Regions from separate parts of the Homo sapiens genome. Here region 1 is linked to region 2. A link is an interaction called in ENCODE POLR2A ChIA-PET data of the cell type or tissue named here. Cell type or tissue: OCI-LY7. All regions are shown on one strand. Links, peaks and the distances in the headings refer to the core of each region. The heading gives the core; the rest is flanking DNA. Region 1 overlaps ZFYVE1 (zinc finger FYVE-type containing 1). Region 2 overlaps RBM25 (RNA binding motif protein 25).

The links. ChIA-PET counts read pairs that join two places held together with the same protein. Peaks named below come from ENCODE experiments on the same cell type or tissue, not always from the same donor. Only the 100,000 strongest peaks of a DNase experiment are listed, where the experiment ranks them.
Region 1: POLR2A ChIA-PET joins it to region 2 with 6 read pairs; 7 of 35 experiments call an interaction of 5 or more read pairs at or near these places.

The regions. Positions count from the first base shown.
Region 1 is chr14:73,004,601-73,007,518 of GRCh38, reverse strand. The region is part of intron 2 of ZFYVE1 (zinc finger FYVE-type containing 1); the gene reads left to right. Among named protein-coding and RNA genes, the nearest start is that of ZFYVE1, 21 kb to the left of the region's middle. In OCI-LY7, for the core only: no CTCF peak of the experiment used is centred there; a DNase peak (open chromatin) is centred at 1,718; H3K27ac peaks cover 840 bases.
Region 2 is chr14:73,105,430-73,108,347 of GRCh38, reverse strand. It overlaps RBM25 (RNA binding motif protein 25), which reads right to left. Exons shown (of 19, transcript NM_021239.3): 11 at 2,267-2,489; 12 at 2,063-2,152; 13 at 449-522. Among named protein-coding and RNA genes, the nearest start is that of PSEN1, 30 kb to the left of the region's middle. In OCI-LY7, for the core only: no CTCF peak of the experiment used is centred there; no DNase peak of the experiment used is centred there.

The DNA.
Region 1 (2,918 bases), core at 190-2,689, 100 kb after region 2:
GTAGTCCTCCTAGCTACCTAGGAGGCTGAGGCAGGAGATTGATTGAGCCTGAGAGGTGGAGGCTGCAGTGAATCACTGTATTCCAACCTGGGCAACAGAGCAAGACCTGTCTTTAGAAAAAAAAAATTGGAGTAATGTATGATTGTAGTTGGTACAGATTAAATCTGTTTTTCCCAGGGGCCAGTACTGAAAAGACCTTGGTGCCAAACTACTTTTCTTAAGAGTGTTTTCCAGGTTTGTTGGGGTTTAACTTCTAGAATCTCTGACTGTGCTGTGTTGAACTTCCTTCCTTCCAAGGCTCTTTAGTTCCTTCCTCACCTCTTGGTTTCCCTTTTCAGGCCTCCTTGGAACAGAGCCGGTACATGGTCTTTCATTCTAGAATGATTCTGTGAGGGCTTGGAAGGAATCTCTCGAGGGAGAACATCATCATTCCCTTGGCCTGCTTGGGTCGCAGGTTGATGCTGGACACTTTTCACTACCATGAACTATTCTGAATTCTAAATTGGGGCTGGGCGCAGTGGCTTATCCCTGTAATCCCAGCACTTTGAGAGGCTAAGGCAGGCAGATCACCTGAGATCAGGGAGTTCGAGACCAGCTGGACAACATAAACCCTGTCTCTACTAAAAATACAAAAAATTACCTAGGTATGGTGGCACGTGTCTGTAGTCCCAGCTACTCAGGAGGCTGAGGCAGGATAATCGCTTGAACCAGGGAAGCAGAGGTTGCAGTAACCCAAGATTGCGGCACTGCACTCCAGCCTGGGCGACAGAGTTAGACTCTGTCTCAAAAAAAAAAAAAAAAAAAAAAAAGGAACTGGGGTGGGGGATCATTGAGTACAGTTATATTTCATTTTACAGACTCTTCTTGGGAGTCTATACAAAGTAAAAAGCTTTGGGTGAATTGGAGGGAGAGAGGGAGGTGCTGCTGGGTTTTGTAAAGGTTTTTAGACAGAGTCTTACTCTGTTGGCCAGGCTGGAGAGCAGTGGTGCAATCTCGGCTCACTGCAACCTACACCTCCTGGGTTCAAGTGATTCTCCCGCCTTAGCCTCCCGAGTAGCTGGGATTACAGGCATGTGCCACCACACCCAGCTAATTTTTATATTTTTAGTGGAGATGGGGTTTCACCACGTTGGCCAGGCTGGTCTCGAACTCCCTGCTTCAAGTGATCAACCTTCCTAGGCCTCCCAAAGTGCTGGGATTACAGGCGTGAGCCACCACGCCCAGCCTCGTAAAGATTAGTACAATATTAGATAGTTACTAAGAGCCAGCTCTAAAGCCAGTATGAATAATAATGTGTTTTGGCCGGGCGCGGTGGCTCACGCCTACAATCCCAGGACTTTGGGAGGCCCAGGCGGGCGGATCACGAGGTCAGGAGATTGAGACCATCCTGGCTAACACGGTGAAACCCCGTCTCCACTAAAAATACAAAAAATTCTCCGGGCGTGGTGGCGGGCCTGTAGTCCCAGCTACTCCAAAGGCTGAGGCAGGAGAATGGCCTGAACCGGGGAGGCGGAACTTGCAGTGAGCTGAGATCGTGCCACTGCACTCCAGCCTGGGCGACAGAGTGAGACTCCGTCTCATAAAAAAAAAAAAAATGTGTTTTGATTAGCAGGAGGTGGTTATCTGATGCAAGCAGTGAGCTCTTTCATTTTAGGTAGAATTCATTTAGATCTTACTACATTGCTGAATCAGCCCCCAAATGAGCAATTCACAGGTGCAAGCCCAGCTGCTGCTGCTGTGCACCTGGGTGTTTTCCCAGTGGACTGGTCTTTAATAATGGTTCACGTATCGAGTGCTTACTCCATGCCAGGCACTGTGCTATGCCTTTTACATACTTTATCTCTTTTAGTCCGCTGAGTGTCGCTAGGAGCTGGACATCTGTTATTATCTCATTTCCCTGAGGTGTTGAGTAGTTAAGTAACTTTCCCAAGGCCACACCATGGTTTCAAAGCCTGTAGTGGCATTCAGGTGTTTTGGACTCGCCTGAGGCCTAGCAAGCTTGGGGAAGATGGAAGGCAAAAGTTGGGGAGGGGTGGCTTTGGTATCCCTCCTGCGTTTGCTGTTGGTAAGGCCAGTGACCATTTCAAACATGTTGTCAACTTGGATGGGGTGGCCAGTTGGCCGAGCTCAGGGCCAGGTAACCTATTTAACTCCAGGATTGGAGCACCATGGGGTCACTGAGTGTAGACAAGCCGAACAAGTAGAGCTGGAGCTTCGTTCCTTCCTGGGCCCTTCCTTCCCTCATCAAAGGGAATCTTCTTATTTTTCTCTGCCTTTCCCTCCCTGACTGAAAACCGGTCTTGCTACCACCTAGGCTAGGCTGTTCTCTCCTTTCTGGCTTAGGGAAAAATACTCATGTGTTAAGGATGAATTTAGTAGTATATCAGGAAGCAAAGTAACATGAAAGGCAGAGAACTGTGCCAGAGAAGTGTGGTTTCAGTGTGCCAGCATTTTCCTGCGTATCTGTTTATTTGGTTAATTAGCACCTGCAAAGATGGTTATAGCCTCCTTTTTTTTTTTTTTTTGAGACGGGGTCTCACTGTCACCCAGGCTGGAGTACAGTGGCGTGATCTCGGCTCACTGCAAACTCTCCCCAGGCTCAAGCAATTCTCCCACCTCAGCCTCCTGAGTAGTTGAGATTACAGGGACGTGCCGCAACGCCTGGCCAATTTTTTGTATTTTTAGTAGAGATAGGGTTTTGCTAGGTTGCCAAGGCTGGTCTCAAACCCCTGGGCTCAAGTGATCCATCTGCTTTGGCCTCCCACAGTGCTGGGATTACAGGTGTGAGCCACTGCACCTGGCCTAGCCTCCTTTCACATGACGAAAATGCAGTCGGTGCACGTTAAGGGATTGTTCACTGCTTGTCAGTAGAAAAAACAGCCTGGAGCTTTGAGTTCCTCCTCCCAGGAGTATTATTT
Region 2 (2,918 bases), core at 252-2,751:
ACAGGTGTGGTAGCCCACACCTATAGTCCAACCTACTCAAGAGACTGCAGAGGGAGGACTGCTTGAGCCCAAGAGTTCAAGGTTACAGTGAACTATGATCATGCCCCTGCATTCCAGCCGAGGTAAGACCCTGTCTCTAAAAGAATCAAGAAAAAATTTTAAAAATCAGACCTATTTACAACACACAAAGAAAAAAATAGTATTGTTTGATATAATACTATCATGGGCTCCCCCACTGCACAAAAGATGCATAGAAATGTTTATCCTTTTCTGATAGCTCTTTTCTCCCAACGAAAACAGTGTATTAGCTATAGAATTAATAATTACTCAGAATGTGAAAGTTTGTTTTTCTTATTCCACTTAGTGAACATGCATTATCAACTGTGCAGATGGAAAAACACAGCTAATAAAAAACCAAGTATGAATCCACAGAACAAGCCTTCTTTACCTGTAATATTTGGGGTCATCTCTATCATCATCATAGTCTTCTAAGAATTCTTTTAGTCGTTTAGCTTCTTTGGCCTTTGAGGAAATAAGGACAATGTATAAAATTAACATACAAGTAATAAAGATTACTCTTCCCTTTTTTGTGTAAACAGATTTTTCTGACCCAGACATAAACCAAGAGTAAGAGGGAGACTTATAGGAATTTCTCTTCACATAATTTTAAGACAAACATGGCCGTTTCAATAAATGAAACTAAAGTTTCTCCTGGATCCCAGAATTCAAACCATATTTATAAATGTATATGTATTCAGCTATTTGGTTTAAATAAACTTGTTGGGCTAGCCTGGGAAACGGTGTTTTTATTATTTTCTATAGAGAAAATATTTTCTAATTTAAGTTGGAGCTATCTGTGCAGCTATCTCTCTACAGTTGTACATAAAATGTTTTTACTGTAAAATGAGATATGTATAAAATACCACTCTATGCCATAATAAATATAATAATACTTTGGTTAAAAAAAAGATTTTTCTTGTCCTCTTAAATTTTAGTTTTCATATACTCCATATATTAAGTATAGGTCACATTAGACATTTTAAATTTTTTACCTCTAAGAAAAGTCTGAATGAGGACGCATCTGTAAAATGCAAACTATATATATACGCTACGCTACAATAAATATGCTCTTTGAATATAATCTTCAAAATACAATACCTAAGCACACCAACAAAACTGGAGATTATCTTATTAAACGAAAAAATATGGCTGGGCGTGGTGGCACACGCCTGTAATCCCAGCACTTTGGGAGGCCAAGGCAGGCAGATCATTTGAGGACAGGAGTTTGAGACCATCCTGGCCAACATGGTGAAACTCCGTCTCTACTAAAAATACAAAATATTAGCTGGGTGTTGTGGCACACGCCTGTAATCCCAGCTACTCGGGAGGCTGAGGCAGGAGAATCGCTTATCGCTTGAACCTGGGAGGAGAAGGTTGCAGTGAGCCGAGATCACACCCCAGCCTGGGTGGCAGAGCAACACTCCGTCTCCACAAAAAAAAAAAAAAAGTATATACATATATATGTATACATGTATGTATATGTGTATATGTATATGGTTTTTAATTCCATTTTTAAGGTAGATGATACTATAAGAAATAGTTTTTAAGAAACGCAGAAATTTAAATCATGTTCATCAATCAATTTAAAGGTAATGCCCCCCAACTCTAAACCAATAGTAAACAATCCATGAGATAAAATGAATCTCTTAACTTACGGAATTTCAAATGCAACTATTATATCTAATAACAACAGTTCAACAATTTTAAAAATATGCAGATTCTTAAAAATAAGTTAATAAATTCTTGACTTAAATATTACTATATGACAAATTTACTTTGATGGTATACAAAAAGATAACTTTAGATGCAGCAAAAATTTGAAGAGGAAAAAAGATTTTGGTGTACTTAAATTGGCTCAAAATTACTCAAAATACATAAAAATTAAATTATACATGAATAGAGAAGCTTGTGCATTTCAATTATTAAGTTACTTGTAGTTAGCAGTAAAGATACAATCTGACTTTTTACCTGAAAAATCACTTATTTTAGCCTAGAATCTTACCATTTCTCTTCTTCTTTCTTCTTCTCTTTCAGCTTCTTTCTCATATTCCCGGGTTTTCTTTCGTTCTCTGATTTCCCAATTCTTAAGGCGCTAAAAAAATTAAATTTTCAAAGCTTTAAAAATTTATACATAGCATTCTATAAATATTGATTAACCTATTAAGGGATACCAAGATTTAAGAATAAAGGCATTTTCTCAACTTACCTCTTGATAAGCAGCTTCTTTCTCTCGGAGTTTTCTTTCAAGTTTTCTTCGTTCGTATGCATCTTCTTCATCTTCTTCTCGGTCCCGTTTTTTGTCTTTTTCTCTTTCTCGCTCCCGTTCCCTCTCTCGCTCTCTCTCTCGCTCCCGTTCTCGTTCTCGCTCTCGTTCTCTCTCTCTCTCTCTTTCCCGCTCTCGTTCCCTTTCACGATCTCTGCTTTTTTCTCTAATGTAAACAAAATATTTTACAAATCTGTCAGTCTACTTTCTGTTTTCAAGACCAAAGTAAAGGAGGACAACATACATTATGAAATAATATAAAATCTCACAGGCCAGAATCTAGCACTTGATTTCCATAAAACTATGTAACCTCCTCTACACTCATCAGAAAGACATAAATTGCAGTCCCAAATCCTAAAATGCATTCTAATACCTAATGCTTACTGGTATGTCAGAAAACAAATACAATCTGAATATAAAATAGTTATAAATCATTAAAATGAATGGTTAGTTAATGCCCATCATATACTGAAATAATAGTCAATCCCCTGATGGTGTAAAACAGAAAAAAGGAAAACTTAATTCCCAAAAGAAATATGAAGGACTAATGAATATGTTAAGAGATAGTTTAGCTTACTAGAGATCAAGGAGTAAG